Regions from separate parts of the Homo sapiens genome. Here region 2 is linked to region 1. The links are chromatin loops, found by intact Hi-C in ENCODE. Cell type or tissue: PC-3. All regions are shown on one strand. Links, peaks and the distances in the headings refer to the core of each region. The heading gives the core; the rest is flanking DNA. Region 1 holds the start of PTCHD4 (patched domain containing 4). Region 2 has its middle 72 kb from the start of PTCHD4.

Region 1 (16,493 bases), core at 4,629-9,628:
TCAATGTGGAAAGCAGTTTGGTGATTTCTTAGAGAAATTAAAGCAGAACTACCATTCAACCCACCAATCCCATTATTAGGTATATACCCAAAGGAATATAAATCATTCTACCATAAAGCTACATGCATGCATATGCTCATTTCAGCACTATTCACAACAGCAAAGACATGAGTCCACCTAGATGCCCATCAGCAGTGGACTGGATAAAGAAAGTTTGGCATATATGCACCATGGAATACTACATGGCCATAAAAAGAATAAGATCATGTCCTTTGCATCATTTAAATTCTGATCTTAATTATTTATATGCCACGGTGTAGAAAGCTGTAAATCCTCTCTGCCCTACATTATGTTGTTTACAAGATTTATATCAGAGGATGGAATAAAGACCCAGAATGCCTACCTACCAGATACATAGATGACATAATACTGACATAAGTAACAAATTCACTGGATGGCAAAATCAACAGGCCAGAAAAATGGGCACAGACACATAAAAAGTATAAAATCTAATAGGGATTGAAATAAATATTCATATTTCATTCCCATCCAATAAATGAACTATACATTTTCAAGGTAGAGGAGATTGGTTCTGGGGAAATATCAGGATTTGTGAATTGACCATGTGCTTCCTCTATGCCGACATCACTACTATTATATTAATTGGGTCCAAAACATATCTTCTACTTGTTGCTCTTGTTTTCTTATCCTTTGGAGTTCATTTATTCTACCATATCTACTCATTCCTACTTCTATCTATAGATTGGCACCTATAGACTGAAATGAGTGTTTTAAGAATATGAGTATTTAATACTTAATATGTATATTAGATGCTATTTCCTCTCCTAAAATATCAACTAAACTAAAGGATCAAGAACTAGGAAAAGTAAGTTCTAACAGTCAGAGAAACCTGTATTTGTATTCATATATACACATATACACACATGTATTCAGATTCTGTCATTTGCTAGCTGTGTGCTTTGGTTGTATAACTTTTATGAGCCTCAATTTTCTCTTCTGTGAAATAGGGGCAGGCAGTACATATACCATAGAATCTGTGATATATTTAAAACTTTCAGAAGGCTTTTAACTCCCTTCCTTCTCCTTCATGGAAGGCAGCTGCTAAGATTATAAAATAATTTGCTCTAAATGAGGTGAACTTGGGTCTCCTTGTGAGCACTATATTGAAACAGTAAATAATCAATGTAAAGAGAAGGTGAACTAGGATAGTGTGAAATAGGGGCCCTGAATATAAACAAAATGGTTAAAGAACCAAAGGATAGTTAGATGAGAAAATAAAACTTGGTGCAGTGTAGGGCTGGGCATAAAGTTTGTCTTCAGATACATAAAGGAATGTGATACAGAAGAGTGAGTCTATTGCTGCAAAGAACAGAAGTAGGAACCAAGGGTAAAAGTTACCAAGGGACTGCTTCGGGTTTACTATAAATAGGAATTATTTATTATAAATAAGAATTTAGATGGAAAACCTCAAGCATTTGATGAAAAATGGTCAGATGTACTATAGAGACATCCTCACACTGGGTAAAAATAAATGAGCTCTAGGTGACAACATTCATTTCATGTATATCATATATGAATATAAAGATACAAAAATAATTCATTATAAGCCTGTAAGTCTATTATTTCATGATAGATGACACAGAAGTTCCTGATACTTGTAAGAAAGAAAAATAATTGATGGCAATTGTGGAATCTCTGTGTCTTAGTCTGTTTTGTGCTCACCATAACGGAATACCTAAGACTGGATAGCTTATAATAAACACAAATTTATTTCTCACAGTTCTGGAGGATGGGAAGTCCAAGATCAAGGGATCAGTATCTGGTGAGGGACTTTCTGCTGGGTCCACACATGGCAGAAGAGTAAACAAACTAGGTGAACACTGCATAAAGCATTTATTATAAGGGCCTCAATCTCATCTATGAGGGGGGATCCATTATGCTAATCACCTCTTAAAGACTCTACTTCTTAATACTATCATATTCAAATGATAGCACTCTGCTTTGGATAACTTGAAATATATACTTGTAAGACATGTAGCTATTGCCTCAAGTATCATCACCTCTAAAATAGCAGGGCCTTAGCCCTCTCAAAATTTCTCCAAGTTATATGCAGGAATAACCAAAAGTATGCCTCATTTGTATTCAATTAAACCTATCAGCAGCGTATGTCCCCAGGTTTCTGTCCTGTTCTTACTCTTGTAATTTTGTTTTCCTGAATATACATCTCCTGAGCAAACCAGAGTAGCCTCACAACAGCCACTGCAGCCATGGGAACACCATGTCGAGCGATGAATGTTCATCTGGAAGTTCCCAAGGCTGAGTTCCATGGCCCACGGTTTCATGCAGAAACAACACCATCTTCCGCATCTCCAGGCCATTGTTTTGTTGCATGGGCCCTGATGCAGGTTTTCCCATGCTCAGAATTTCCCAAAGTCCCAACTTAGCAATGCCATCAGCCCTCTGGCTCTACCCTACCCTGTCAGTTCAAAACCAAGCCAAAAGGCCAATATGAAACAGGCTCCACACCAGCTCCATCCTTCCCTTCTACCCCTTTTTTCCTTTCTTTCTAATTCCTTGCTCCTGCCCAACCCAATGAAGACCAACTCTGTTTCTAGTTCCCAGTCACTAAATAAAAGCATCAATGCATAAAACCAAATAGATGTGGTTGGTATAGATTTATGTTGAGAATGCAAATAGGCAGTATGTTGGTGATGATATTTAGAAGGGGGGAAATTATTGTTTATTTTAGCAGCAGCTGGCCCAAATATCCTGTTTCATTTTTTTTTGTTTCAAGAGGAAGGCAGATTGCAAAGCTTTCTAAGATAACTTCAAATGTGCTAATATTATAATTCTATAAAGAGATTTCTTTCATGCGCTATAGAAATAGGCCATTAAATTTGCATGTCTAAAGGAACTTTTCACTAATTACTTTGCTTAAACTCAATTAGTATATCAGCCCATGTAACTGGCAAGAAAAAGGAGGACAAAGTAAATTATCCAACTTTCTTTCAGTGTGTGTATTAGAGAGGAATAAATCAGTCTCTTTTAACAGTTATACCTATATTTTAATCTGACTTTATAATGTGAAACAGTAAATTGCATTGACCTATTTTTAAAGGGCTTATCTGCTTGGTCTGCAGTCTTAAATAAAGACTGATTTAAGACTCTCCCTTAGAGGGAAATTGAAGATAGTAGAGTTAATATTTCAATATTTTTGTTTCTATGTGTCTTTTCTAGAGAAAGAAGGTTTCTTCTTTTCTGTCTCTCACCTTTCTATCCCCATGAAGTAACTTAAATGCAGTAAAACATTTCTTCTGTTAATCATGTTTTTGGGGCCTATTGCTTCAACAAATACATGACTGTATGAATCCTATTGCCATAATTTTACAAAGTAGAGGCTCTTCTTCCTACCTGGTTTATCAGAGTAGGTTTGCAGTGGCTATTCCAAAAGCAGGAATTCTAGGAACATCTGGCAGAGAGGAATTCAGTTTTAAGAGACATAAATTGTACTTAAATATTTCACTGAATAGCTGCTTGAGTTTGTACAAGGAACTTAACCTATTACTTCCTACTCTCACCATCCATGAATATGATTAAATATTCTATCCTTCCCACAGTTTTAAATAAGGATCAAATGAGATACTAGACTGGAAAATATTTATTTATTTATCCAATCTTTAAATACTGTTTACTTTTATACACCATGTAATTCTGTTTAAAATAGTATTATTTATAAAGCAAATAGCGTCCTACGCAAACCTTTAAATAGTGTTTACTTTGTGGGAGCACTATTCATAATGTTTATAAATATCAATCCATTTTATTTTCAGAACAGCCAGGTGAGTTGCAGCTATTACTATCCACATTTTCTAAATGAAAAAACAAAGGCACAGAGAGGTTAAGTAACTTGCACAACCTTTCCCAGCTAGTAAGTAGCTGAACTGAGATTTTAATACAGTCCATCTGGATCTGAAATACATCCTCTTAATCCCTCTGCTGTGCTGTTTCTCACTTTGAAAACTCCAATATGTTGTGCCAATTTTAGGCACTATTATATTACTTTTTACTTTAATTGCTTTACTCTCAAATGCGGATAGTCATACGCTGAAGGTTTACAATGTTGTGTCAAGGGTGTACTTCCAGATGCAGCCTAAGCCACAGAAAATTTATTAGAAGATTTGAGGAAGAAATAAATAATTAAACTGTTAAATTATTTAAAGTGTTCCCTTTATTTTAAAATAATCACAAATATTTTTAAAGAATAAAGCAAAAATCACAAAATTTTCATAGCAAGACATGAAAATTCAAATAATTTTAATGTGCAGAACAGAGAGCTATATCCCCATTAGATGCATATTTTGATGGAAATGATGGACAAGGATGAGAAGCCTTAGGAATAGTCAGCATCTCACTGAGAACAAAAAAAAAATTGATAATAATGATGTGTTTCTGAGTTATATATGGGATTTCTTATGTGGTACCCAGCAGACAGCTTTATGATTCTCATATATCTTTCCATTTCATGTTAGTTCCCTCCTAGATTTTAGATCACCAAAAAGGATTCTCTGGATTTGCACCAGGAACACCAGGACAAGACACTCATCTGCAGCTGTTGAGAGTATCACAGCTGATGGATTACAGCTATGTCTTCGATGAAAACTGCCCTCAGCTGGCTGCAAGGAACAGCCTCACTGAAAATTATGCCTCTCCTGGAGGTAGCTGTGGCCAATGCCTGTGGAGATACAAAGGCTAAGGCCTATACCTCAATTTGGGAAAACTCTGAAAGCCCAACCCAGCTGGAGCTTCCAATAAGGGGTGAGGCCTCAGTTGCATCCCCATGGTAGGCCCGCTCCTTTCTCTGCCTGTGTCCTCCATACTTCCTTAGAGATTTATCTCAGCATACTCCCCCAAAACCTTTGCATGCAACTCTGTCTCAGAGACTGTTTCCAGGGAATCCAATCTAAGACAACTGCTCTTTGGAATGTTCAGCTCCTGTGGTGTGGACTTGACAGATTAATTGACCATGATCATTGTTCTTTTTTTTTTTTTAAAAAAAAAGTCCACAGTGTTGAAGAGCAAAGCTAAATGAGAATGAAATCATCATGTTTTCAAGTATCAGAATGGGCTATACAAAGTGACTCAAAGCCATGTTCAAATGTGAGGATTAGAACCAGAGCATATGAGGGAACGAGATCTGGCTACTCAGAGAAGACATGGCTGGTACCACTTAACTGAGGTAGACAGTCTTACTGGCACAAGAGTTCTTTTCAAGGAGTGAGAACAGTCCTGTGTTAAAGGCATGACTCAGAGATGGACAGTCCAGAAGCAAAAAAAATCAATATGAGAGTGTACAAATGGACTCAATAAGAAAATGACAATAATGCTGCAGTATTCTTACAAGGCAGAAGAAAATATCCTAGTGAATTGCTGAACTACTCCTGACATTGTCTTCATCGCGAATCTTGTTATTGATTAGTTGTTGCCTATATAGGTCCCATGCTCACCACTTATTCCTAAGGATTTTGTCATCTTTACATAATAAAAATTTAAACATTTTCTGAAAATTATTCTCAAGCAATGGCAAAAATAGAGCATGAGATGTATAACCAGGTTCCCATCTGAGACAATGAGCAGGTTATTAAATAGCTCTGAAATCAGTTAATCTCCAGAATCCCTATTTTTCTTCTCTGTAAAATGAGGCAAAAATAATTATATAAATATTACAGACTTATTGCTAACCTTAAATGAGTTATTGCAAGTGAAAATTATCTCTAAATTATCACAGGTTTACAAAAATGTTTATTTTTAATCACTAAAAGAAGCTTTTATAAAAAAATTAAGCATAGCAATTTTAATTCATTCCTTAAGAAAATCAGAAACAGTATCACACTGAAAATAACACTAGATAAAATATAAAAATAACTTTCATAAAAGGTACATGATATTGGAAATTACCAAGTCAAAGCAGATGAGAAAATGGAAAGCAACAACTAAATGAAGAGGGAAGTTGCTTTTGCTTTGAGGGAATTTGCAAATTGTAGCACATTTGAATTTTCATTTTGATGACCAGCCAAGGCAAGATGGATAGAAATCTAATGGAGGAAATACAATGGTGAGGATTCTAGTAGGACAAAGTTCTCATAGTAATATGAAACACCAAACAGCTGCATTCTCAGAGTAAAAGTGAGTCAATCAGCCTTCATACTAATTTGTAGCCTGCACTTCACATTGCAGGGCTAGCTCTACTAACATCCGACTTTGATTCAAGACGGCTTTCAGGCCGGGCATGGTGGTTCATGCCTGTAATCCCAGCACTTTGGGAGGCTGAGGCAGGTGGATCACCTGAGGTCAGGAGTTCGAGACCAGCCTGGCCAATATGGCGAAACACTTCCTTTACTAAAAATACAAAAATTAGTCAGGTGTGTGAGCGTGCACCTATAATCCCAGCTACTTGGGAGGCTGAGGCAGGAGAACTGCTTGAACCCGGGAGGCAGAGGTTGCAGTGAGCCGAGATTGTGCCACTGCACTCCAGCATGGTTGACAGAGCAAAACTCTGTCTCAAAAAAAAAAAAAAAAAAAGAAAGAAAAGAAAAGAAAAGAAAAAGAAAGAAAGAAAGATGGCTTTGAGTGGGTTATGTCCCAGGCACCTGGGGCATAGTTATATCCAAGTTTTACCTGGAGGAAGTTGCATTCATGCTGTAGCTCAAGCATGAACCACTCACATACCAATGGAGGCACAGGAGGAAATGGAAAATCAGAGGAAGCCACAGAGAAAACAAAGTCTTCACGTCTGGTAATCACTGGAAAAATACTAAAAAACATAGTGCTTATTATACATAAAAGAACAACAGTTTATAATATCTGCAGAAAATAGGAAAGTATAAAAAAAGTCATTATGCATTTGAAAGAGAGCTAAACAGACTCGAGAAATTAAAAGTACAAAAGCTGTAAAAAAAACTTTCAAAGGCCCCACCTCCTAGGACCATCACCTTGAGGGTTAGGATTTTAAAATGTGAATTCTAGGGGCACACAAACCTTCAGACCGTAACAACATTTATTGGAAAATGAGTTAAAAGGATGTGCTATATGCACTTCACTTATTTGCCTTTTTATGCGGAGAATAATATAATGTACTCCACAAAACATTGTCTTTTTTGCATCCATTATAATGTTTATGTAAAATTAGTTAAAATTGCACAATAATTACCACTTAAAAGGTGTTTCTACGTGACTGGCTCTAAATTGGGCTTGTTAAATATATGATTCCATTTAATCACATATTGTTAACCTCATTTGAAGATAAGGAAACAGGCTCAGTATTACACTGCTAGTCAGTAAATAAGGAACGATTTAAATTCTCGTCTGACTTCAAAGCACATCCTCATAATCATTATTCTCTAATTTTATTTTTTTAATTTGTTCCTTTCATGTTTGAGGAAAATATAGGTGCCACACCTGGAAAGGAGTGAAAAATATGCTGAAATAACAGTTATCCGTCATATTTATTAAGCAGTGAGCTACTTCTGTACATTACCCTAATTTTTCAAGAATAATAATTTATAATTAATATTTATTCAATTAAGTAGTCAATTTGTACTTAGTGGTTAAGATAAATTTATATTTAATTTGATTATTTAATAGAGATAACTGCTTCATACATTTTTTATATTAGAGAAAGCATAATTACTGCCAATATTGATCTACTGGTATTTATTTTTAAAATTTTGAAAAGTTTAGTTCACATTTGTTAACCTGAAAATCTGGAGAGTGACTGTGATGACCATTCTGGTCCTTATGCTTTATCACCTACCACCATTATTGACCAGGCAAGAGTAGTATTTCCGATCTGGGCCTGCAAACAGAGAGATGTCTATATGGTTTCACTTGGGAAAGGTTCTGAGAAATTGGAACTATGATGATTACCTTCCTTTTATTTGTGTAATGAAATGAGAAAATTTTATAAATTTGAAAAATGTGACAAGTTGGAAAATACACTTCCAGAGATGGTAGTCATCTAAAAAAAAAACAGTGTTCACAGAATTAGTTTAGAAGTCAGGGATTTGGATCTGTGATCATACTTCTCCACATAAAATATGGGCTATTCTTCTCCCTGAGTAGCCGTCAACCCAGGTGTAACCCAGTGGTGCTGAATTTAGAGGCATGACATTCCCAGTGTCATGTTGGAGTGGGGATGGGGCTGCCTATTTTATATTTGAAACAGCTCCCAGCCATGGTTGGAATCATGAACATATTTCATTATTGACAAGTGAGGGGTCAGCCCCTAAAAGAAACAAGCAGGCAAGCAGAAGGATGGTTTGAAGTGGTCTGGTGACATTGTTGGAAGGGTTGTAGAAAGTCCCAGCCTGAAACAAGTCAATTGCAATGTTCACAAGCATCCAGGTGCTGTGTCTATAGAAGGATACCCCAAGTCTGATGTGTTGTCAGAACCCAAGAAGATAATAATGCCACAAAGGGGACAGGCAAAATAGAGAAGATTATTCTGAAGGGCCATTGCCTCAAAGGTGATAGGAGGCTCTTATTACTGAGACAGATCAGCTCTCCACCTCTGTCAAGTTTCTCGAGCATAAGATTGAGGACCTCACTGAGCCAGCCTTCTTTGCTTTCTTGATATCAGTGCCGGAGGAGGGGTTGGGACTAGGCTGATGGGGCTGAGGACCTCACTGAGCCAGCTTTCTTTGCTTTCTTGTTATCAGTGCCTAAGAAGGGGTGAGACTAGGCTATGGGACTGGGGTTGACATTATCCTATTAAGAGAAGAAAGAAATCTGTGAGGGGAATGGAGGATCTCACTCCAGCTGTCCCTGTTCCTGTCATGACTGCCTCCTCACTCTGTAGTTGCAAGGCCTCACAGAGGAGCCTCAGCTTTTTCTTATCTGTCTTTAGCATCAGCATTGACACAGAATCATACACTGTGAACTAGAGTGCTTCCACAGATAAGAGAAACGCTGCTTCAAAAGATCTCTAATTAATTCATTTGTTCTTCCTCAACAGACACTTAATAATCACCAGGATGGTTAAAAATCCTATGTGACAGACAATCTAGCATTCACCATTTAAAAAGTCTACATATTTACATCAGTATAAGATATTTGCCAAAATAATTAAAATTTTAGTTAAATGTGATGAGTATCTCTCCACAAATAAGGCACTAACTGAATTAAAGAAGATAAAAGATCACTTCACACGCACAAACACAGATCTTATTAATATGAACTGAAAATGAATCTTCAGAATCTATGTCTCTTACTTTAGAACATTGGGACTTTGGTTTATTTCCTTAAACTTATCCAAATTCCAAAGGTTATTGATTCTGTTACTGACCACATTTGTAAATTCTTTCTTTACACTAGAATGTAATCCTTTAGTATCTAAAGACTGAATACCATTTAAAGGGTCAAAGTATTCCCTTTCTATCTTCTCTTCTGTAGTGAGCTTCAACTCCTTCTTTCTCTTTTTTTATGTCTCCTTGTTAAGGAAACAAAAGTAAACAGTAGTTGAGTATGTCTGTTATTTCCATCAGGTTAACAAAAATGTGAGTCCTTCTTAAATAGTTCCCTGTTGTTCAGTTTATGTTCTTGTCTGATATTAACAAATATAATTTCTCTTATTGTCTTGGGCTATTTTCATAGATCTCAACACAGTCTGAGCTTTGGGGTATCCTGACTGTATTGCTACCGACCTAGATGCTCTGTCTAAGGCATTGTTTTCACATTAAGAGTTAATGATTCTAGTGATCTCTCTGCATCCATTCTCCTTCCTTTTGTATGTGTTGTTTTAAAGGCTAACTTCAGAGAGCTCTGTATGTAGTCAACGTGTTCTCTTTTCATCTTCTGTGGAATTATCAGAGTTTCACTGTAGAAAATCGCATCTTTTTCTGTATCAAATTTTATTTAAATGTATTTATATAACAAGAAAATGAATATGGATTTACTGGAAAATTAATACAGAAGTTTAGAAAATGAAAAGATAAATTTCCCCTGTGCCCACAACAATCCCAATTCCATACCCAGAGGTGGTTGTCATTTTTACTTTTATGTTTCAATATCACTTTATAGTGATGTTGTCATTTAAAATAGCAGAAGATATATTATCTGAGCATCTAAACACCATAACTTTCTAAAATTTTAGTATGTGTTTTGATCCTCAATTTATAAACCAATGTGCTATAATAATTGAAGAAATTATAGTTCATGATGCTATTGTGCTATATATAGGGCATGATGCTTGGTAAGGTGCTGCAGCTGGCCAGTTTGTGTTGCCATGGAATCCTGGTTCTTTGTTATATAGGCAGAGGATGTGGAACCTGAAAAAGGGGTTGCATTGACGTCACAGTATTGCTGCAGGAATGACATAGGTCATCTAGGATTATCATTTGTTCATATGTTTTGACAGTTAAAGCTCTTTTTAAACCAATGAATTGTTCAAGTATGTATTATATACCTTTTTTATTATAGTGCACTATGGATTTGAAATGTCTAAATGGTGGAAATAGCATTGAACTAAAACATGGCAAATCGTGATTATTATGGATAAATGATACATATGTGGGTATTTGGATTGTTAAAAAGCAAACACATGTATTGTGCAATTGTTTTCATGTTGGTACATATATAGTTCTGCATCACACTATTTAATAGCTGCATGGTATTGTACAGTTTACATATCACTTGTGATTTCAACAGGAAACACTTTTGGGCAGGTTGAAGGGAACCAGCAAAAGATGGTGAAATACCCAGGTATTGGCAAAGGAAGAAAGCAATTACCACCTCTCAGCCTGAGAAAACAAGGAGAGGATGTTCTTTGTTACTGGATTCCAGTGAATGCTGTGGTCATGGGAGGCTTGCCCAGACTTGCCCAGTGAGAAGTCTGGCCATCGGTAGAGGGATGCAGCCACTACCAACCACAGTATGGCAGAGAAGTAGCAGAGAAGAAATAAAAGAAATCCCCTCTCACTCTCCAATTCTGTTGTTGCCTCCATGCGCCAATCCAAACCGAAAGCCAGAAGGTAAGGGAACCCCACATCAGCCTCCAAGCAATAAGAGCAGGACAGAGAAAGGATATAGAGGGGCAATCACAGAACAGTGAACAATGCATGTGTAGAAGGGTCATTCTGTAAACCTTTATTAAAGGTTTAATTTTAACTCAGTGAATATTAAAATGTTCTGCAGAATGAGAGGCATCTTAAGTAAAGTAAAAAGACAAGTACCAGATTGGGAGAACATATTTGTAAAGATAAAAATATTATATATATATATATATATTTATATATATATATAAAATAGAAAAGATTACTAACCACAGTATATTTTTAAATGTTACTTTAAGAACAAACAACCTAATAAATCCATCTACCTATTAATATCTATCACTTCACAGTTACCTTGTGTGTGTATGTGTGTGTGTGTGTGTGTGTGTGTGTGTGGTAAAACCATCTGGACTCTACTCAGCAAATTTTCAGTATACAATACAATATTATTAACTATGATTCTGATGCTATACATTTGATCTCTAGACTTATTCATCCTATATAACTGCAACTCTGTAATTTTTGACCTACATATTTCCTTCCCCTCCCTCCTCTCACCTCACCCTTTGTAACCACTGTTCTACTCTGTTTCTTTTATGTATTCTATTTTTTAAAAAAATCTGTGTGTAAGTGAGATTATGCAGGGTAGTTTATTTCTTTCAATGTCTGGCTTATTTCACTTAGCAAAGTGTCCTTCAGGTTCATCTATGTTGTCACAAATGTCAGAATCTCTATCTTTCCAAAGACTAAATAGTATTTAATTGTGTGTGTGTATACACATACCACATTTTAAAATCCATTCATGTGTTAATAGATATTTAAGTTGATTCTATGTTTTGGCTATTGTAAATAATGCTGCAATAAGCGTGGTAGTACAAATATCTCTTGGACACGCTGATTTCATTTTCCTTTTGAAACATACTCAGTGGTGGAATTGCTGTATCATATGGTAGTTCTGTGTTTAACTTTTAAGGAACCTCCGTGCTGTGTTAAACTGGCTTTACCAGTTTACATTTCCAACAGTTGTATACAAGGGCTCTCTTTTCTCCACACTCTCACCAATACCTATCACTTGGTTGTTGTTTTTTTTCTCTCTTTTTAAGTTTTATTTTTAAAATAATAGCCATCCCAATAGGTGTGAGGAAATATTTCATAGTGGTTTTGATTTTTATTTCCCTGATGATTAATGATGTTGACGAATTTTTACATACCTTTTGGCGACTTGTATGTTTTCTTTGGAAAAAAAGCCTATGCAGGTCCTGTGCTCATTTTAAAATCTGGTTATTTGTGGTTTTGTTTTTTGGGGTTTTGTTGTTGTTTATGTTGAGTAGCATGAGTTTCTTATAGATTTTGGATATTAATCCCTTATCAGATATATAGCTTGCAAATATTTTCTCCCAATTTGTAGGCTGCCTTCTCATTTCATTGATTGTTTCCTTTACTCTGAAGGAGCTTTTTAGTTTGATGTAGTCCCACTTGTTTATTTTTGCCTTTTTTGCCTGATATTTTGGTGTGATATACAAAAAACTCATTGTCAAGGCCCTATGTTTTCTTCCAGGAATTTCATAGTTCCAGGTCTCACTAAAATAATGTTTAAATGATGAACGGTATTTGTCGTCTTAAGATAAATACTTGGTTATGTTTTACTACTTTTTTAATACAGTAAGAAATTTAATTTGATGATTTTAAAAAGTTGTATGTTCATATATGACATTGGGCTATTAGGTTTTTATGACAGTCTTGTGGTACTGGTGTTATAGTAGCCTTGTGATGAATAAGGAAACTTTTATCTTTATTCTTTGCTTTGAAACAGCTTAAATAAAAAGAATTATTAGACAACTCATAAGTCCCTTACAAGATGATTTGAATTCACAAAATAAGCAGATGTCATTTAAAACAGTACTACTTTGAAGTTTTTTTAGTTGTTTTTAGTTTGTTAAGGTATTTTACTTCATTTTCCCAGACACTTTTGTCACTTTTGTTGTCCTAGAAAATGATTATTTCATTTAAATTTTTAAATATATCACCATAAATTTGCACATAATGTTATCTTATTTTTCATTTTCTCAACATCTGTAATTATGTCCTGTTTCTTTTTCATAATGTTATTAGTGAATTGTCTTTTTTCCCATTAATCAGACTTGCTAGCATTTTTAATATTTTGTTTATTAATGTTTTCCAAAAATTCATCTTTTAGCTTTCTGTTGTTGTTGTTCTCTGTATTATGAAGCCTAGATTTATCATTGTTTATATTCGTTCTCTCTATATTCTTGGAATTATTTTCAACATCTCTAATTAAAGGTTTAATCTATTATTGATACTTTTCATTGCAGATAAGGCTATAATTGTTTCTCCCAGAATCAACTTGGAGGGAAAGATAGTAAAAGAATAGTTTTTATTTTTATTTATTTATTTTTTTATTATTATTATACTTTAAATTTTAGGATACATATGCACAACGTGCAGGTTTGTTACATATGTATACATGTGCCATGTTGGTGTGCTGCACCCATTAACTCATCATTTAGCATTAGGTATACCTCCTAATGCTATCCCTCCCCGCTCCCCCCACCCCACAACAGTCCCTGGTGTGTGATGTTCCCCTTCCTGTGTCCATGTGTTCTCATTGTTCAATTCCCACCTATGAGTGAGAACATGCGGTGTTTGGTTTTTTTGTCCTTGCGATAGTTTGCTGAGAATGATGGTTTCCAGCTTCATCCATGTCCCTACAAAGGACATGAACTCATCATTTTTTATGGCTGCATAGTATTCCATGGTGTATATGTGTCACATTTTCTTAATCCAGTCCATCATTGTTGGACATTTGGGTTGGTTCCAAGTCTTTGCTATTGTGAATAGTGCTGCAATAAACGTACATGTGCATGTGTATTTATAGCAGCATGATTTATAATCCTTTGGGTATATGCCCAGTAATAGGATGGCTGGGTCAAATCGTATTTCTAGTTCTAGATCCCTGAGGAATCGCCACACTGACTTCCACAATGGTTGAACTAGTTTACAGTCCCACCAACAGTGTAAAAGTGTTCCTATTTCTCCACATCCTCTCCAGCACCTGTTGTTTCCTGACTTTTTAATGATCTCCATTCTAACTGGTGTGAGATGGTATCGCATTGTGGTTTTGATTTGTATTTCTCTGATGGCCAGTGATGATGAACATTTTTTCATGTGTTTTTTGGCTGCATAAATGTCTTCTTTTGAGAAGTGTCTGTTCATATCCTTTGCCCACTTTTTGACGGGGTTGTTTGTTTTTTTCTTATAAATTTGTTTGAGTTCATTGTAGATTCTGGATATTAGCCCTTTGTCAGATGAGTAGGTTGCAAAAATTTTCTCCCATTCTGTAGGTTTCCTGTTCACTCTGATGGTGGTTTCTTTTGCTGTGCAGAAGCTCTTTAGTTTAATTAGATCCCATTTGTCAATTTTGGCTTTTGTTGCCATTGCTTTTGGTGTTTTAGACATGAAGTCCTTGCCCATGCCTATGTCCTGAATGGTATTGCCTAGGTTTTCTTCTAGGGTTTTTATGGTTTTAGGTCTAACATTTAAGTCTTTAATACATCTTGAATTAATTTTTGTATAAGGTGTAAGGAAGGGATCCATTTCAGCTTTCTACATATGGCTAGCCAGTTTTCCCAGCAGCATTTATTAAATAGGGAATCCTTTCCCCATTGCTTGTTTTTGTCAGGTTTGTCAAAGATCAGATAGTTGTAGATATGCAGCATTATTTCTGAGGGCTCTGTTCTGTTCCATTGGTCTATATCTCTGTTTTGGTACGAGTACCATGCTGTTTTGGTTACTGTAGCCTTGTAGTATAGTTTGAAGTCAGGTAGCATGATGCCTCCAGCTTTGTTCTTTTGGCTTAGGATTGACTTGGTGATGTGGGCTCTTTTTTGGTTCCATATGAACTTTAAAGTAGTTTTTTCCAATTCTGTGCAGAAAGTCATTGGTAGCTTGATGGGGATGGCATTGAATCTATAAATTACCTTGGGCAGTATGGCTATTTTCACGATATTGATTCTTCCTACCCACGAGCATGGAATGTTCTTCCATTTGTTTGTATACTCTTTTATTTCATTGAGCAGTCGTTTGTAGTTCCCCTTGAAGAGGTCCTTCATGCCCCTTGTAAGTTGGATTCCTAGGTATTTTATTCTTTTGAAGCAATTGTGAATGGGAGTTCAACTCATCATTTGGCTCTCTGTTTGTCTGTTATTGATGTATAAGAATCCTTGTGATTTTTGCACATTGATTTTGTATCCTGAGACTGCTGAAGTTGCTTATCAGCTTAAGGAGATTTTGGGCTGAGACAATGGGGTTTTCTAGACATTCAATCATGTCATCTGCAAACAGGAACAATTTGACTTCCTCTTTTCCTAATTGAATGCCCTTTATTTCCTTCTCCTGCCTGATTGCCCTGGCCAGAACTTCCAACACTATATTGAATAGGAGTGGTGAGAGAGGGCATCCCTGTCTTGTGCCAGTTTTCAAAGGGAATGCTTCCAGTTTTTGTCCATTCAGTATGATATTGGCTGTGGGTTTGTCATAGATAGCTCTTATTATTTTGAGATACGTCTTATCAATACCTAATTTATTGAGAATTTTTAGCGTGAAGCATTGTTGAATTTTGTCAAAGGTCTTTTCTGCATCTATTGAGATAATCATGTGGTTTGTGTCTTTGTTTCTGTTTATATGCTGGATTACGTCTATTGATTTTCGTATGTTGAACCAGGCTTGCATCCCAGGGATGAAGCCCACTTGATCATGGTGGATAAGCTTTTTGATGTGTTGCTGGATGCGGTTTGCCAGTATTTTATTGAGGATTTTTGCATCAATGTTCATCAAGGATATTGGTCTAAAATTCTCTTTTTTTGTTGCGTCTCTGCCCGGCTTTGGTATCAGGATGATGCTGGCCTCATAAAATGAGTTAGGGAGGATTCTCTCATTTTCTATTCATTGGAATAGTTTCAGAAGGAACGGTACCAGCTCCTCCTTCTACCTATGGTAGAATTTGGCTGTGAATCCATCTTGTCCTGGACTTTTTTTTGGTTGGTAAGCTCTTAATTATTGCCTCAATTTCAGAGCTTGCTATTGGTCTCTTCAGAGATTCAACTTCTTCCTGGTTTAGTCTTGGGAGAGTGTATGTGTCAAGGAATTTATCCATTTCTTCTAGATTTTCTAGTTTATTTGCATAGAGGTGTTTATAGTATTCTCTGATGGTAGTTTGTATTTCTGTGGGATCGGTGGTGATATCCCCTTTGTCATTTTTTATTGCGTCTCTTTGATTCTTCTCTCTTTTCTTCTTTATTAGTCTTGCTAGCGGTCTATCAATTTTGTTGATCTTCTCAAAAAACCAGCTCCTGGATTCATTGATTTTTTGAAGGGTTTTTTTTGTCTCTATTTCCTTCAGTTCTGCTC
Region 2 (16,493 bases), core at 5,330-10,329, 68 kb before region 1:
ATTTATTTTGAAAGTTTTCAGAAAATTAAATCTTATTTTGATAGAATGATATTTGCAAAAACAATAATAATTGGAAGACAGCAATCTCTCCTAATAACATTTAGTAATTTTTGTTTATCCTGGCAATTTTAGCCAAAGTTTCTGAAATAATGTAGTTGACAAAATGGCTGCTCTGAAATGTAACCAAAAAATGACATTTACCTGTGATGACAGTGTATCAAGCTTTTAAATAGTGAGTCTTTTGTTTTAGAGAAGCACAAATAAGTAGAATACTCACTGTGCAATGTGCTCTAAGATAAGAAGTTTACATAAGAATTCTGAAATACATTAGAAATTGTTTTAATTTTTAATTTTAGTTTTAATGGAAGTGAACCATCTGTCTGCCAATACCTAGAATGATCAGAGGGCATTAAAATAACTATTAAGTTGCTGTCTTGTGGTGCTGAAATGTAGAGTGCATATGGCAACCTGCACCTATAATAACGTTTTTATTTCTCTTGATTTTTATCATAATTCCAGATGTTTATTTGCTCTTTCCTAGTAGCCTAGAAATGTAAACCTTCAATAATAAAAAAGCCTGTTCTAGGTTCTTAGATTATGAAAATAATCAATAATGAGTACAAGAAAAATGGATTATTAAGCCCAAAAATAATCTTTAATATAGGATTGTTGTAAGACTTAGATGAATTAACTGTAAAGTATTAGAAAAGCTTTGGGGACATAGGAAGCATCATATGTTTAATAAATTAATATGTTGTTATAGATATAGCCTCTACATATTTAAAAATAATTGACAGTATTATGGGAAAATATATATGAAAATAATTATACTTACAGTTTTTAAGATAACTTATTCAAAAATTTATCTAGCTTGAAAACCAAACAAATCACGTAGTATTTGAAGAATACATTTAATGAACTTTATTAAATTTCTACACAGGGAATTATATAGTTTCTTTTAAGGAATCTGTCTGTTGTTTCAGGTACAAATAGACTATCACAATAATTAACCATGTAACAGACTTCAAAGCAAATTTCATGAATGTCAAAGAAAATAATGAATATGTTCTTAATAAATTTAGAAATAAATAACAAAACAATAGCAAAAAAGATGTATGTTGGTAATTTAGAAAAAAAAAACAATAAAACCACGCAATTTTACTGCCATTTTTCACTTAAAAATTATGAAGTACAAGGAATTGTATAATAATTAAACAATTACATTTCAAAAGTTGTGAGAAATAACTAAAATGGTGTTTAAAAGACATTTTAAAGAAATAAAATCCTAGGAAAGCAAGACAGAAAATATCAAATAAGAAGGATAGAATAGTTGCAAAAACACGGTAATAATATTTTTTAATAAAAAAATACAGCATGCAGACAGATAAAGCAGATATAGGAATAGATATTTTAAACATCAGTGAAGTTGAAAGCCTTACAGTTTGATGAAACTTCACCCTAAAAATAAAATACAATGGAAAAATCAGTAGATACTAATGACTTTTAAAAGACATAACTTTTTTAGCTTTCTCAGTACTAGATAAGTGATACAGTAGCTGTCATATATCCTATCATAGGATACATATTATCAACACAACTTATCCTAATGATGGTAACTTTGATCACTTGGTTAAGATGTTGTGTGCCAGGTTTCTTTACTGTAAAGTTATTATTTTTTCCCTTCTTCATACTCTATACTTTGGGACAAATCACTTAAGTCTTTCCTACACTCAGTGTGATGGAGGAAAGGATATAGATATATTCCACTTCCTAGTGAAGGGAATATGTAACTTACATTATTTGGAGTTCTTCTGTGAGAACGATTTGTCTTTCTTCTCCATTTACTTATTTATTCAATTTACTTGTTATATATATGCAGCCTCTACATATTTAAAAATAAATTGCATGTGAACTCCTTTTTTGCCATTAAAAGTTATGTCAAAAAACCGCAATTACTTTTGCATCTACCTAATATTTACATCAGCATGGACTAATAATGTATATTTGTTTTGTACTTTGGGTTGTAATTTAATACCACATATTTATCGTGTTGCTCAAATGTATCCAGCTTTGTCCATTGGGAGTTTTTTCAGGCGGGCTTCTATGTCCCTTTGGCATAACCCCTTTGTGTTTTTAGCACATCCTTACTTTTTAGCATTACTGGATAGCTCTAGGCTCATCTGATGTTTTTCTCTCCTCCAGCCCTAGAGTCTGGTTCTTTTTATTGGGATCTGGTTCTTTTTATTGGGAAATGTCATTTAGAAATCAAGATTTGGGTACCAGGTATATATACTTGTTGCTACTTAGATGTTACTGTTTCCAGGCCCTCTGAGCAGAGGGCTAGCAAATACATGTGTGCATATGAACTCCTCTATACACATTTCCATAATTAGGTCTGTAACAGTTCACAAGTATATATGTATTAAGCTAAATATGAATTCATACTAATATCTTCAGCTCTCATTTAGTACCACAGAATTCATTCTATCCTTCCTTCCTTGCTTGTCTGCAATTTCTCTCCCCAATGTGAAAAACCGAGCACTAAATGTCCACCATTAATTTCCTTTTTGTACATCCCTAGTATACATGTAAAGCAAGTTTAGAATTATTAAACTGTCCTTCTTGCCCCAACTCAGTGAATAACAAACTTACTGCTTGCCCCGCCTCTGTGAATAACAAATTTACCAACTAGAGTACAGAATTGATATATATAGCTCCTTTTTGTCTTTTTTTATTACAATTTCCCATTAAAACAGCGCTTCTTAAATTTATGTATGAGCTTTATTACTTTTATTATGTTAAACCCCTAGGCTTTAAAGGTTGATTTGTTTCCACAGCATAGCCTGAGTTACTCTGATGCAAATAAAGCTAAGCAAGAGCTTTCAGGAAGATTTATTGTGCTATGAAATAGTATATTCTTAAAGTGATTAAAACTCAATGAAGTTTTCTATCTTGTTAATTTTACATGTTTTGGACCTTTCACAGTTTTTATCAAGCCAAGACCTTAAATGAGTATTTCTCAATTCTTCCAAGCATGGAGAGTCCAGAATGATTTCAGCTATAGGCAGACACAGTTGAAAGTAATAGAGACGAATTCTATCAGGTTGAGCTGGGCTGTACATAAGAAGGCCCCCACTCATGTTAGCTTTTTTTACATCGTTACACCGTTCTTTAAATGCTTACATGCTAATAAGAGGAACTGAGCTCATCTGCAGAGTTCTAAGATTTTACATACAAATGCTTGTGTAAGCAAAGTAGCTTTCTCCCTAGTACACATTTCTCTAATCAGGTGAGTTAGGGAAGGGCTTCAGAGGGACACTTAGATAGCAATACAGGTGGTGATGTTGTGTTTTGGCAGGGCGAGGGGAGCTGAGGGAGGAGCAGAGAGGTCTAGAAAATGTTTAAAATATCTAAAAGAATTTTAAGTTGAATTAAAATAGGCTGAAGCAAATGTTTATATCTTGGTTGTATAGCTGTTTTTTGTTTTTGTTTTTGTTTTGAGACGGAGTTTTGCTCTTGATGTCCAGGCTGGACTGCAGTCCCGAGAGCTCGGCTCACAGCAAACTCCACCTCCTGGGTTCAAGCGATTCTCCTGCCTCAAGCCTCCCGAATAGCTGGGATTACAGGCGTGCACTACCACACCCAGCTAATTTTTGAATTTTTAGTAGAGACAGGGTTTCATCATGTTGGCCAGGCTGGTCTTGAACTCCTGACCTCAGGTAGTCCACCTGCCTCAGCCTCCCAAAATGCTGGGATTATAGGCATGAGCCACCGCGCCTGGCCAGTTGTATAGCTCTTTTAATGTTGCTCTGTAAATATACATTAACTGAATCAAAATTGCATCCTGAAACAAAGAAACTGGAAAATAAGTTTTAAAACTGGAGCACTGGTGACTAATCAAAGATTTTACCAGAAACGAGGGAAAACAAATTAGGACAGGAAGACGTGGTTTTCCAGAAATTTGTTAAAAAAATTTAATCTTTATTCTGAGTTAAATGTACCACATTGTCTTCATTTACATCTTATGTCTTTTTAAATTTACTCTTATACAGAGTAAAATATGGGATTATGTGAAGCACTGAGTTAAGCTGAGAACAGAACTGTAAAGTGTTGGAGCAGTCAATTAAGACAACACATGGAAATGAAAGTAACCACCAAGTGTTTATCTGCCTACTGCCATAGTACAGGCAGGAGGTCAAATCAGAGAAAGTGCTGGATCCCTCACCATTCCATTTTCCATTTCAAAGGCCCCCATACAAAGGCCTCCAAATGGGAGCACCTGGGATGCAGGGATGCAGACAGGCTTCTATGTGGGCAAGGCCAGACAGAAGGGCCTGAGTCCTTGCCTCAGCTCCTTTCGGTGACTTGCAGTGCATTAGATATGGGCCACATCCAGTGTGTGCAGGGCAGCTGTGCCCCAGAAATAATTATTATTAATAATTATTATTGTGTATTCCTAAGTTTTTAAAAATGTGTTGACATTGGGAAAATATATGATTTTTCTTCCTTTTCCTTTGATTTTCTTTTTATTTTATTCTAAGTTTGAAAGACTTTTGAAATGGTCACAAAAGATTCCTAAGTGTCCTGTCTAATGAACTCTTCTAAGTTATCTTAAAGTTTCATTGTCTTTGCTCTGTTTCACTATTCTGTAAGTTGTTGAAAACTGATAAGAAGGCAAATATATCTATAGATATATATGCAAATATATACACACGAGAGTTGCATCTGATAGAATGCAACTGATTATTGCCCTATGGACAAACTAGTTTTGCATTCCTTTGTAAATTCATATCAGCATTCCTATTGCTTACAATGTGTGATTTTTCGAATTATCCAGGTTTAACCTCATACTGGTTCCCTCATTAATTAAACAGTTAAATAAAGTCTTTGACATAGATATTCATTTTATGTCATAGGAGATTCATGACTTTGTCATATTTTTTAAAATTCTATAAGTAATATATACAAATTTAATTAAATATTACTAAAGTCTGGGAGACAAAAATGGCAAGCACCTCAGCAAACTATTCCCATGTGCAATCTTGTTCCTTCAAAAGTCAATACTCCTAAATACTCTGGCCAGTCACCATATTTATAAATAATTTACTTACACTATGAGGTCTTTTTGTAAGTTTTAGATGCATTGACTTCTTGTGTTGATGAGAGGACAGTTTTCTAATATCAACTCTACACCTCACTCCTGACATCAATTTGCTCTTATTTCAATTTCTAGTAGACCATTCCCCTTACCATTTGCATGGATTTACTCCTCCCTCAAAAGCTTTGAAAATAAATGCCATCTCTACACAGAGACTTCCCTGTCTAACCTTTCAGCTATTATCTCCTCTCTTTTACTTTCTCTCTCAGTGCTTTCTAAATTTGCTACATCACACATACAAATAATTTATAATTGGCATTTTGCTTGTTTCCAATAATAGTTGTTCTAATTGTTTTGTTATTGTTATTGTGTATTCCCCCACCAGATTGTGAGCTGCATAAGAGCAAACACCAGTCAAGTTATTGAATGCCTTCTTGGTAAGAAGAAACCAGACGTGTGTCAGAATCAGCCTTTTTGTCCTTAATAATTTCACTATCTAATAGAAAATATAGACATATAAGTATCCCTATAAATGGTATATTTTAATTGCCCAGGATTCCATAAATTTATTTCAGAGCCCATTTGCAATAGAGCAAACTAGAATCATTTGTAGTAAAATTAAATTTCATCTACATTGTCACAAGCACCCATGAAAACATTGTCATAAGCACCTATTATGGGTAAGGCAGTCAACTGAGATCCTAAGGCTCCTGGTGATGCATTAAAATCGCATTAAGGAATACAATGAAACATATATAACTTATTTCAAAAAGGAGTTACACCAATAGATGGTAGCCATTGTCAAAGACCAAATGAAAGAGGCAAATAATAAATGTTTTCTGAGGGTAGAGTGACATCATTCTGGCAAGGACAAAAGGGGCATGTTTCAAAGAATAAACTATGTTTAAGTTGGAGCCTCTATATATGACTTAGGTAAATGGAGAGAGAGGAAGAGACACCTGAGAATGTGTACAGTAGGTTTAGTCAACAATAAATAGATTATTTTGTCTGTGGCCAATGCAGCATATATAAGAACCTCCTTCTGGAGGCTCTATCCAGCCTTTCTGAATCACAAGACTAGTCTACCTGTGTGATTGTCCTGCTGAGTCTTCTGCCTCCCTGAAACCTGTGAAGATCATAAAACTCTTACTCTACTTAAGTTATAACAGATAGTTAGATCAAAAAATAGCTCAGGTTTAATGTAAGCATTCCCAGTGGGGCTCTTTCAATTCAATCTCAAATTATATTTGCTCCAAGGAAAGCACACAATGAATCACAATGAAGGGGGGTTGGAAATGCATCAATAGATAAAAATAGCAATGACTGTCTTCCAAGTATACATAATTAGGGAGAATTCTGGGGTTATAGATGACTGTTTTAGAGAACATATGGGGACAATTTAGTCCATCTTTATTAGCTCTACATTGCAAATCAGCATTTTTGAAAAGAACTTTTAAATTAATATTCTAATTTCTGCTACGTTAGGGTCACTGAGGCCAGGGGCTCCTCGCCTCAATTATGGGCAATTCTTTGCCCCTTAGTTTTCATCACTGAGCACAGAAAACTGCTGAAGGCAGAAGGCAGGCTCTGTTGTTTCCTCTTCTCTCGGAGTCCAAGAATGGTAATTTAATTCAATTAAAAATTGTATTCATTCAAACTATGGCACAGATCTCTGACTTGCAAGAAAAAGCTTCAATCAAGTTAATTTAACAATTTTTTCCAGATGTCTCCAATGCCCTCTAAGACTGCAAGCCTGCTCTTCCCCAGTCTTCTCTACTGTTCATCCAATTGCCTCTCAGATCACTGAGAATTATTCCTTATTCTTCTTTCTTGTTTCATTCCCAGTTTCCAAAACTTCAAATGGTCACTGGGTCCTGCAAATTCTGCCTCTTCGGTATCTCTGGACTCTGCCCCTTCCTGTCAGATTATTCCTGGATTATTGTGATAAACCTCTAGCCAGTTTATCTGCCTCCAGTCTTGTCTCCTAAAAATCTCACTTACTCAATTGCTAAATAAAGTTTCTAACACTTGCACTTGTCTCTCCTTCTTCCCTGCCATACTGCAAGCTCCAGATGGAAGTTATGCTTATTAATACTGTTTCTCAATGCCTGAAACATGTATGGTATGCTAATTATGTGAGAACACACAAAATGTTTTCTTGAAAACTACCATCGTTTATCTCATTTTTGTCCAAAACTCTCCCTATTGAATCCCATCCCAGTTAAGCAAACATTTAAACAAATATAACACAAATGTCATTAATAATATTTTTAATCCAACCCCTAACTGGAACCATCAATAATTTCATTAAAAATATCTACAGAAATGCATTAAAGTCCTCCCTACTTTTTAATGTCTAATGAAAGAAAAAAGTCAAAATAATAAATCAAATCTTATCTGTGCTGAAAGTAGGAGAAACTCAAATTTTATACTATTACTCTAAGTAAAATGAGCCGAAAAATTATAATTTTAAAAAATTTATTTTAACCATATTGGAAATTGATGAGAAATATAAAACACCTCTGAATGTCATTGGCCTAATGCAAGGTTTTCAGAATTAAATGAAGGAAACTATTCCTACAAAAATAGTGTCAAATAAGGCCATAGATGTGGGTGAGTTGTGTGGAGGAAAAGGATCAAATCTGCACCCATGCTGAAGATTGGCATGGGTCATCACTCATGGCAAATAAAATAAGTTGTGTGAACAAACAGTACGGTATTTCTGGTATTCAAAATAAGATGGCTGAGATGTAGACACAAGCATATTTTGAAAGTACAGACCACAGACAACTGTGCAGGCACAAATAAAAATACATATAAAATAAGGGATCAAACAAAAATCCTTGAGCCATTGGAAAACCCTTACTTTACCCTCCTATCTGAAGATGGAAAAACAAATCTGACCCTGGAAAGCACCTCCCACAGAACAAGGTGACCCCCAATCATGGGAAAGAGCCTGCCTTAAGCAGACCAGGAACTTCGTAAAATATCCTAAGAGGAAAATCTCCCAGAAAACAAGATAGTAGAAAAAAAATTAGATAATGTTTTCTCAGGGATTAGTAGACCAAGTAGATAAAAAAGCTATATTGCAAATACCTTTAGTATCAAGCACCATTAATACAGTTGACCTAATAGAGTAATTCTCAGAATCTATGTTGCATCCAAATACCAAATCATTTAATTTTAAAAATAGAGAACAAGCCCAACAAAAACTCTGTAATCAAAATTTATGAGAGTGTGACCTGGGCATTGGATATTGATCTTGAGACTCACTGATCTAATAAATATATACCCAAATATATATCATACAACAAGGATACACTTTATAAATTTGGTGTCCATGGAACAAATATCAACCATATATTAGGGCTAAATAAATCATCATAAAAAAACTCAAAGGACAATCAAAGTATTGAACATGATGTCATTTGACAAGAGAGCAATATAATCCTAGAAATAAGTAATAGAAAAATCCCATCAACTTAAAAACTTTAAAAAATCTATAAATAATTTTAAAAGATCTTTTCTGAATAATTTTTGGACCAGTGATGAAACTAGTATCACCATCTAAATTTTAACAGCTCCATTGAGATACAATTCTCATGTCATATAATTCACTGATTTTAAAGAGAGAATGCAATCTTTTTCAGCATATTTACAAGATTTTGCAACCATCGCTAGTCTTATTTTAAAATATATTCATCTCCCCTAAGATAAACCAAATCCATAACCATTAGCTATCACTCATTCTCTTTTTTCCCATGCCCCATTAAGCCACTCTTAGCCCTCTTCTATTAGTAACCACTAATCTACTTTCTGTCTCTTTAGCTGTGACTCTTCTGGACATTTTACATAAATGAAATCATACAAAATATAGTCTCTTGTGACTACATTCTTTACCTTAGTGTAATATTTTCAAGGGTTATCTGTGCTGTAGGATTTGTAATTACTTAATTTCCTTTGTATTAATGAGCAATATTCCTTAGTATGGATATTCCTTAGAATGGATACATTTTGTTGATCCATTCATCAGTTGATGGACATTTGGGTTATTTCTATTTTTATTATACATAACACTGCTATAAACATTCATGTACAAGCTTTTGTGCAGTTCTATGTTTTCAATTCTCTATCAATGTGTGCATAACTAGGAGTGGAATTGCTGGGTCCTATAATAACTATGTTTAACGTTTTAAGAAACACTCAAATTGTTTCTCAAAGGAGCTGCCTTAGTAAATTCTAACTAGCAATTTTCCAGTGTCTTAACGTTTTTGCCAACTCTTGTTATTGTCTAACTTTCTAATGATAGCCCTCCTAGTGGGTTTTAAGTTGTATCTCATAGTTTTGGGTTTACATTTTCCAAATGCCTAATGTTATTGAACATATTTTCATGTGCTTACTGGCCATTTGTATATCTTCTTTGGAGAAATGTCTATACAAATCCTTTGGACATTTATTAATAGGGTTTTCTTTTTATTATTAAGTTATAAGGGTTCTTTATATATTATGAATACAAGTCTGTTATCAGACATATGATTTGCAAATATTTTCTCAAAATTCATGATTTTTCTTTTCATTTTCTTGATGGATGGTAAGCTGTTATCACAGTTCATGGTGTCTATAGGAATTTTCCCATGTCCAGCCAGGACATAATAGCTTGGAGGTTCCTTATTTTATTGCTTCTGAGATGCAACAGCGTCGGTCATGCACATAGTCTTTCATACTGCCAGGGAGGGATGTAATTTTATTTTTGAGCTAGGTTTCCTATTAATTATCCTGGAGTCAAAGCAGCTGACTGATCAGTCAATGTTTGATCAAAGATTAAGTTTAAGCCCCCTGTGTCAATGAGACTTCCCTGTGTTGATGGGTTTGTTTGAGGATTGGGGAATGGTTTCATATCTGCCCCACATCCTAGTGATTGTTCCCGAGTGGGTGCAGCTTAGCATATGGGCACAGCCTTCCAACCCCCAGAGATCTAAGAAGTCTGTGATCCTAAGAATGGTCCTCTTCTCTCTCCCTTTCCCTGGTTCTCTCTATTGAACGTCTAGCTACTCAGCTATTTTCATTGTGTTATAAAGCCACCAAGGCCTCCTAATGACTCTTCATTAAAATCTGTGTTATTTTCAGCAAAGCCGTCAGGCATGTCTCAACTTTCTGTTTCAAAACAGCCCTCTCCAGGAAAGCTGCAGAGCTCTTGGTCCTTATGACCTACTTTCCACACTGAGCTGAACTCCTATTCCACTGCACCATAGCTGGGACCAGGGACTCACTTTTCTTAAAGTGTCACTCTCACTTATTGAGTGGGAGCAGGGACCAAAGGGGCAACTCCTGTTTTTTTTGGCTTGTTATTGTTAGCATGAAACCTCTGACCTACAAGTGAGCTGGAGCAGGGGCAATTGGAAAGGCCTGATATTTCTGGCCTTCCACACTTTAGGCATACCCCTTGCTCTACAAGTGGAGTCCAGGCAGGGAAAGGGTAGGACTTCTGCAACATGAGGCTAGGGAGAGGTGATGAGAAAAACCAGCAACTTGCCTTTCCCAGTATGAAATCTTAATCCCAGAATGATAGCTTTGGGGAGAGAGACCCTTTGTCTTCCTGGTTGTACATGCATCTGGTAGAGTTTTGTAAGAACTGGAGTGGTGGGTAGTGATAGTGGGGTAAAACATGTCTCAAATACCAAAAATTTTCTCTAGCCTTACCAGAATTTAGTAGGTTCTCTTGAATATTTTCCCCCATTTTCCATATGTCCTTAGCACAAGTTCTAGTGACTTTAAATTATAGTTTACCTATTTTTTATCAGATAAAATGTTGTTTTGCTATGCTTCCATTATTCAGGAAGTCCCAGCCATGAAATATTATTGAATAAAGCCAATGCAATTATTGCAAAGCAGCATTCAAAAATTATTTTTACAAATATAAGGGCTATGTTTATTTATCTCTAATAAACCAACTTGTGGGATTAAGAAACACTCTCCATTTCCTTTGTTAAATTTTCTGAAAAATACCTACAACACAATGAATGCTCAAATCGAGTTTCTAGTATGTTTTTCTCTTCCACTTCTGCTCTTGTAATTGTATCAGTGTCAAGAATCAGTGGTGCTTTTTACCTTTCCTGTTTAGGACTAGAGGTACTTCTTATTTTAGTAATATACTATTTCTGAAAAGAAAGTTGTTTCTGTTAAAGATCAGCTGAATTCATTGCAAAATCATAATACAGAAAAGTTATTTTTTAAAAGACTATTTTTAGAGCAGTTTTAGCTTCACAGCAGAATTAAGTGGAAGTTTCAAAGATTTTCCATGTATCTCTTGCTCCCATACATGCATAGCCTCCCCATTATCAACATCCCCCCACCAGACTGGTCCATTTGATACAATTGATGAACCTACATTGGCATGCCATAGTCACCCAAAGTCCATTGGTTACACTAGGGTTCACTCTTGGGGTTGTAGATTCTATTTGGAGAAATGTATAATGACATGAATTCACTATGATAGTATCCACACAGAACAGTTCCACTGTGGTAAGAATCCTCTGTGCTCCACCTATTCGTCCCTCTCCTGACAACCACTGATTTTTTTTTTTCTGTCCCCACAGTTTTGGCTTTTCCAGAATGCCATGTAGTTGGAACTTTTCATTTTGTAGCCTTTTTAGGTTGGTCTCTTTCACTTAGTCCTATGCATTTATGTTTCCTCCATCTCATTTCATGGCCTAATAGCTCTTTTTATTTTTAGCACCGAATAATGTTCCAATGTCTGGATGTATCCCAGTTTGTTCATTCACCTACTGAAATACATCTTGGTTGCTTCCAACCTTTCATAATTAGGAATATAGCTGCTATAAACATCCATGTGCAGGTTTTTGTTTAGACATAAATTTTCTACTCCTTCTAGTAGATACCAAAGAACCAAACAAGCTATATATATATATACAAAACTAAAAACAGAAACAAAAACAACAACAACAACAACAAAACCCTCTACTTTAGTGTTGGCAAGATAACGATAAAAGAATGCTAAAACTTGTGGGTGAAAACATGATGAACAAGAATATATTTAGACAGTCTCAAAGAATCTCCCCATTAAAGTACTAATTAATTACCAAAAAAAGGAATATTAAGTTTACAGAGGAGAGCAAGTGGCCACCACGTAAGGTATAATGGGATAAAGCAACATCATAAGCAACCAGATGGCTAGCACTAGAAGGAGCACTGCATAATTTATGTAGAATTCTCTCAGACAGCATAACCTGAATAAAATTATGAAGACACTTCAGACAAAGCCAACCTGGAGAACATTCTACAAAATTATTGATCTGAACTCATCAGAGGGAGGCAGAGGAACTCGTCCAGATAAAAGAAAGCTAAGGAAAGACATTCAACAGTTGAAGGTAATGTATGATTCTGGATTAGATCCTAGGTCAAGAAAAGCAAAACCTTCCTGACATTATTTGGTCAATATGCAAAATTGGAATATAGAATGTAGATAAAATAGTACGTTAAATTTGTTAAATTTGATAGCTGCATTGTCATTATGTGCAAGAATGTCCTTGTCCTTAGAAAATGCACACTAAAATATTTAGAAGAAACGTGGTGTGATATATGCAACTTTCTCTCAAAAAGCTCAGAAAATATATATATATATAAGATGGGTTGTTATATTCCTAAGTTTGGATCAGCTACCAACATTTTATTCTTTGGCTTTCAATGTCATGAAATATCGCCAAGGTTTTAAGCACTAAATTTTGTCTGTCACCTAGGTTATCTTCTTTTCCTTACAAGTGCTTACCTCATTTATATTGATAAGTTCATCTTCAGCAAGTTCTTCTGGATATATATATAATTAATGGCAGAAGTGTTAACATTCCTACACTCAGATATTTCTTCTGTAACTCCCTTTACGTTTAAATTGAATTTTACTTCCAGTGTCATGAATTTTTATTTCTTGGCTGCACTTTCATCTTTTTCAATTCCCCCTTTTGATTATTCATATTTTCAAGTCATGTGCATTTATTACTGGGAGATAAGGTGGCAACAAATCTATACCACTGTTGTTGTGTGAGTATCGAATAACAGATGTCCATCGGCCAATCACTGCCAGACTTTGAGAGACGTGATGTGATAGGTCATTGATCATGGTGCACATCTGTTATTTATTTAGTGACTTGTGAACTGAAGATCTCCTGGAAAGTTATGAATCACTTTCAGTTGATATACTATGGTAACTAAAATTTAAACCTTTTTTATTGGAGGGTTGGTGTATTTAACTAAACTGTGATAACTGAAATTTGTGCATATCAGAATTGTGCAAAGTAAAAACTCCCTGTGTGTGTTATATGTGTTATGTGTATTTATGTGTAAGTATTTAAAATCAGTGTGTATGCTTATCTGTAATTCTACATGTTAACTAAATTTTCTGATTTAATAACCAATCATCAGTCACGATGTTTTGACTAAGAGGACTACTCTAATATTTTACTTTTCAGAATAGAAATATCTTAGAAAAAAATACACACACACCAAGCAAAAGAAGATCACTGAAGAAAAAGTATTTTAGTTTAGAAATTTATATCTAACTTTGAGATTTGAGAAATCCTTTATTTCAATTCAGAAAAATAAAAGTAAACACTATTCTACCCTCCACCAGGTAGCATTACTTCATAATAAAAATGATTGAGTTCCCCAAAAATACAAACATGCTTTAAAACATAAGAAAAATAAATAGATAGACCGGAGATTGCCTGAAGATTCACTGCCAGATATTATTGAAAGTGCATGGGAAGCTAATTTGTTAACTTGCTCTTTAAAGACCCTTTGACTTATGAAAACACAAGAAGTTTGTAAAATGCTCTCTTGTTTAGATTTGATTTCTGAGCTGCGTTAGTTCCCTAAGGATAATCATTTCTGGCAAGGCCGTAAATAACATTATTTTAAAAAAATAAAAGGTCGAGTGAACAAGGTCCACTGCTCACCCTGCTTTACTTTCCCCGAGATGGTCAGTCTGAGTCAGTTCATCATGTTTTTGGCAATCCCAGTCTCTTGAATCACCAATTACTTGATAATGGTGCCAAAGAACAAATGTTCTTATCTCTATATACCCTGAAAATCTCTGCAATACTTTATGTTTCAGAACTTTAATTTCATATTCTCTCTGAATCTGAGATTTTTGAGTATGATTGAGTCTGCTGTTGCAGCACTCCCAGGACTTGCCCAGAGTTATTGTGATGGGCAAACTATTCATCCTCATTCTGCAGGAACAGAATGTCTTTCGAAAAAATTTCATCAGTCTAATGGCAACTACCCAGGTGGCACAAGTAATCTATCTTTCTGAGAGCTGCTAGAGAAAAGTACTGTGCTTATCAATCCAAATTATGGTAAAAGATGACACAATATTTGCCTATCAACCTGCTCCAGTGTCATATAAGCACAGAATAAGCTTCATTCGTGAATGGTTTTCTAAAATTAAATTAAACAAAATGAAACTCCTTCCCTTTAATTGAGTTTGGGTATTCTGCTGCTTGGAAAGAATAACACATCAGCCAGTTTACACATTAGCAGAAAGCATTTTATAGAAGAAAGGCTTTACCACCCATTGGTAGAAAGATATGGGGCCCTTCATTTATTCAACAAATCTTTTTGTTGAATAAATCTGAAAATGGAAAACTAAAGCAATTGCCCCTGAAAAAGATATAACTTTGGTTGTTAATCATTCCAATCAATAGTTACCTCAATTATTGCAAAGGTTCTGCAAAGGCAAGGGCAGAGCAGGGATGTTCATTGGCTAATTAAATGTATTATGTTCCAATGCACTACTATGTCTTCATTTATACAGATCTCATTGAAAGTAACCAAATACACACTGCTTCAGAAATATTGTAGAATGCATATTATCTCTTTATCACTGTACAATTTCTAACTCGATGGATATCAACAGTACAATTACTATGAAGAGAAGAGTTTGTGATCTGTATTTGGTTATAAAAAGAAAACTTTATACTTTAAAATGGTAAGGATGACTGACACAAGACACAGGAATGAGAGTTTTGACTGAGAAGGTGGCATAATTTTTGAGTTTGACCCATGCTTGGGGAAGATGGAGCTGTTATCAAAACTTGTATTCAGAAGTAAGCAATCTTGAGAAAAAGAGCAATCCTGTAGGCCTCACACTACCTGACTTCAAAATACATACAGTCTCTGACTTACCATGGTTAAACTTAGGATTTTTTGACTTTACAATGGTGCAAAAGCAATAAAGCGTTCAGTAGAAACCATACTTCAAGTATCCATACAATCATTATTTTTCACTTTCAGTGGAGTATTCAATAAACTACATGAAACATTCAAAACTTTATTATAAAATAGGCTCTGTGTTAGATGACTTTACCCCACTTTAAGCAAATGTAAGTGTTCTGAGAACATTTAAGGTAGGCTAGGCTAAGCTATAATGTTTGGTATGTTGGGTGTATTAAATGTATTTTCATCTTATGATATTTTCAACTTATGATAGGTTTATTGAGACTAGAACCATCTTAAGTCTAGAAGCATCTGTATATGTATATATAGACACATAGATAAAATAGGCAATTACTTATATTGATGTCAGAAGTCAAATTTTTCACTGTAAGAAAAAACATAAAAATTATAAAATCAAAAAGGTAAAAAGCCTGTAATGTTAAATTTAAATTGCAATTTTATCTATATACCTTTACTTTTTAAAAAAATTATGTTTCCTAGGTCTACTCATTACAAAATTCAAATGACAATGATAAATCAGGGGCAATAAGAACCTCTGGTGTCAAGATTGCAGACTGAGAGTATCATAATGTTCCACTAAAACATACTAGCTCTTTAGAGAAATGACGGATTTAAGAGTGGGGAAGGAAATATATAAAACTAACCTGGGATATCTTGACATATCAGAAAGCAAGCGAATTATGAAAGACATTGTAAAAGAAGTTCCAAACTGTATAGTTACATAAAACAGGCAAATCAGAGAAGTGTCCACATATATAGGAGCTGATGGGAAAAGGCTGTCAATGACCAAACATGGGATAACTTGATCATCAAGAAGTATAATGAGAGCAATGGATTAAAAATACATAAAATATTTAAATATCATAATATTTTTAAAAATTACCTATTAGTCACTGTTGGAGGTTGCCAGGGTGACAATATTTTAAATATTGGTAAATAAATAGAAAACAATCAGGTATTTATCTTGCCTTTCCTGTGTAGACTATAACTAGTTGATGAAAGAGTGTTCTTTTTTATAGAAAAATCACAGCTAATAAGAGCACAAGTAATGAAAGAATCAGAAAAAAGCACTATTTTAAAAAGTCTAATGAAATTCTGTATATAGGCAATAGTTTTCAATAGTAGCTAAAGCCATTTAAGGAAA

Evidence for each region. Hi-C counts contacts between places; a loop is a spot of excess contacts. Peaks named below come from ENCODE experiments on the same cell type or tissue, not always from the same donor. Only the 100,000 strongest peaks of a DNase experiment are listed, where the experiment ranks them.
Region 2: it touches region 1 in a loop (16-fold over the local background); 1 of 110 quality-filtered maps calls a loop at or near these places.

What each region holds. Positions count from the first base shown.
Region 1 is chr6:48,105,601-48,122,093 of GRCh38, reverse strand. It overlaps PTCHD4 (patched domain containing 4), which reads left to right and starts at 10,897. Exons shown (of 5, transcript NM_001384253.1): 1 at 10,897-11,045. RefSeq lists enhancers at 10,422-10,921, 10,173-11,372, 10,922-11,423. In PC-3, for the core only: no CTCF peak of the experiment used is centred there; no DNase peak of the experiment used is centred there.
Region 2 is chr6:48,174,718-48,191,210 of GRCh38, reverse strand. No RefSeq gene overlaps it. Among named protein-coding and RNA genes, the nearest start is that of PTCHD4, 72 kb to the right of the region's middle. In PC-3, for the core only: no CTCF peak of the experiment used is centred there; a DNase peak (open chromatin) is centred at 7,790; H3K4me3 peaks cover 529 bases; H3K27ac peaks cover 1,858 bases.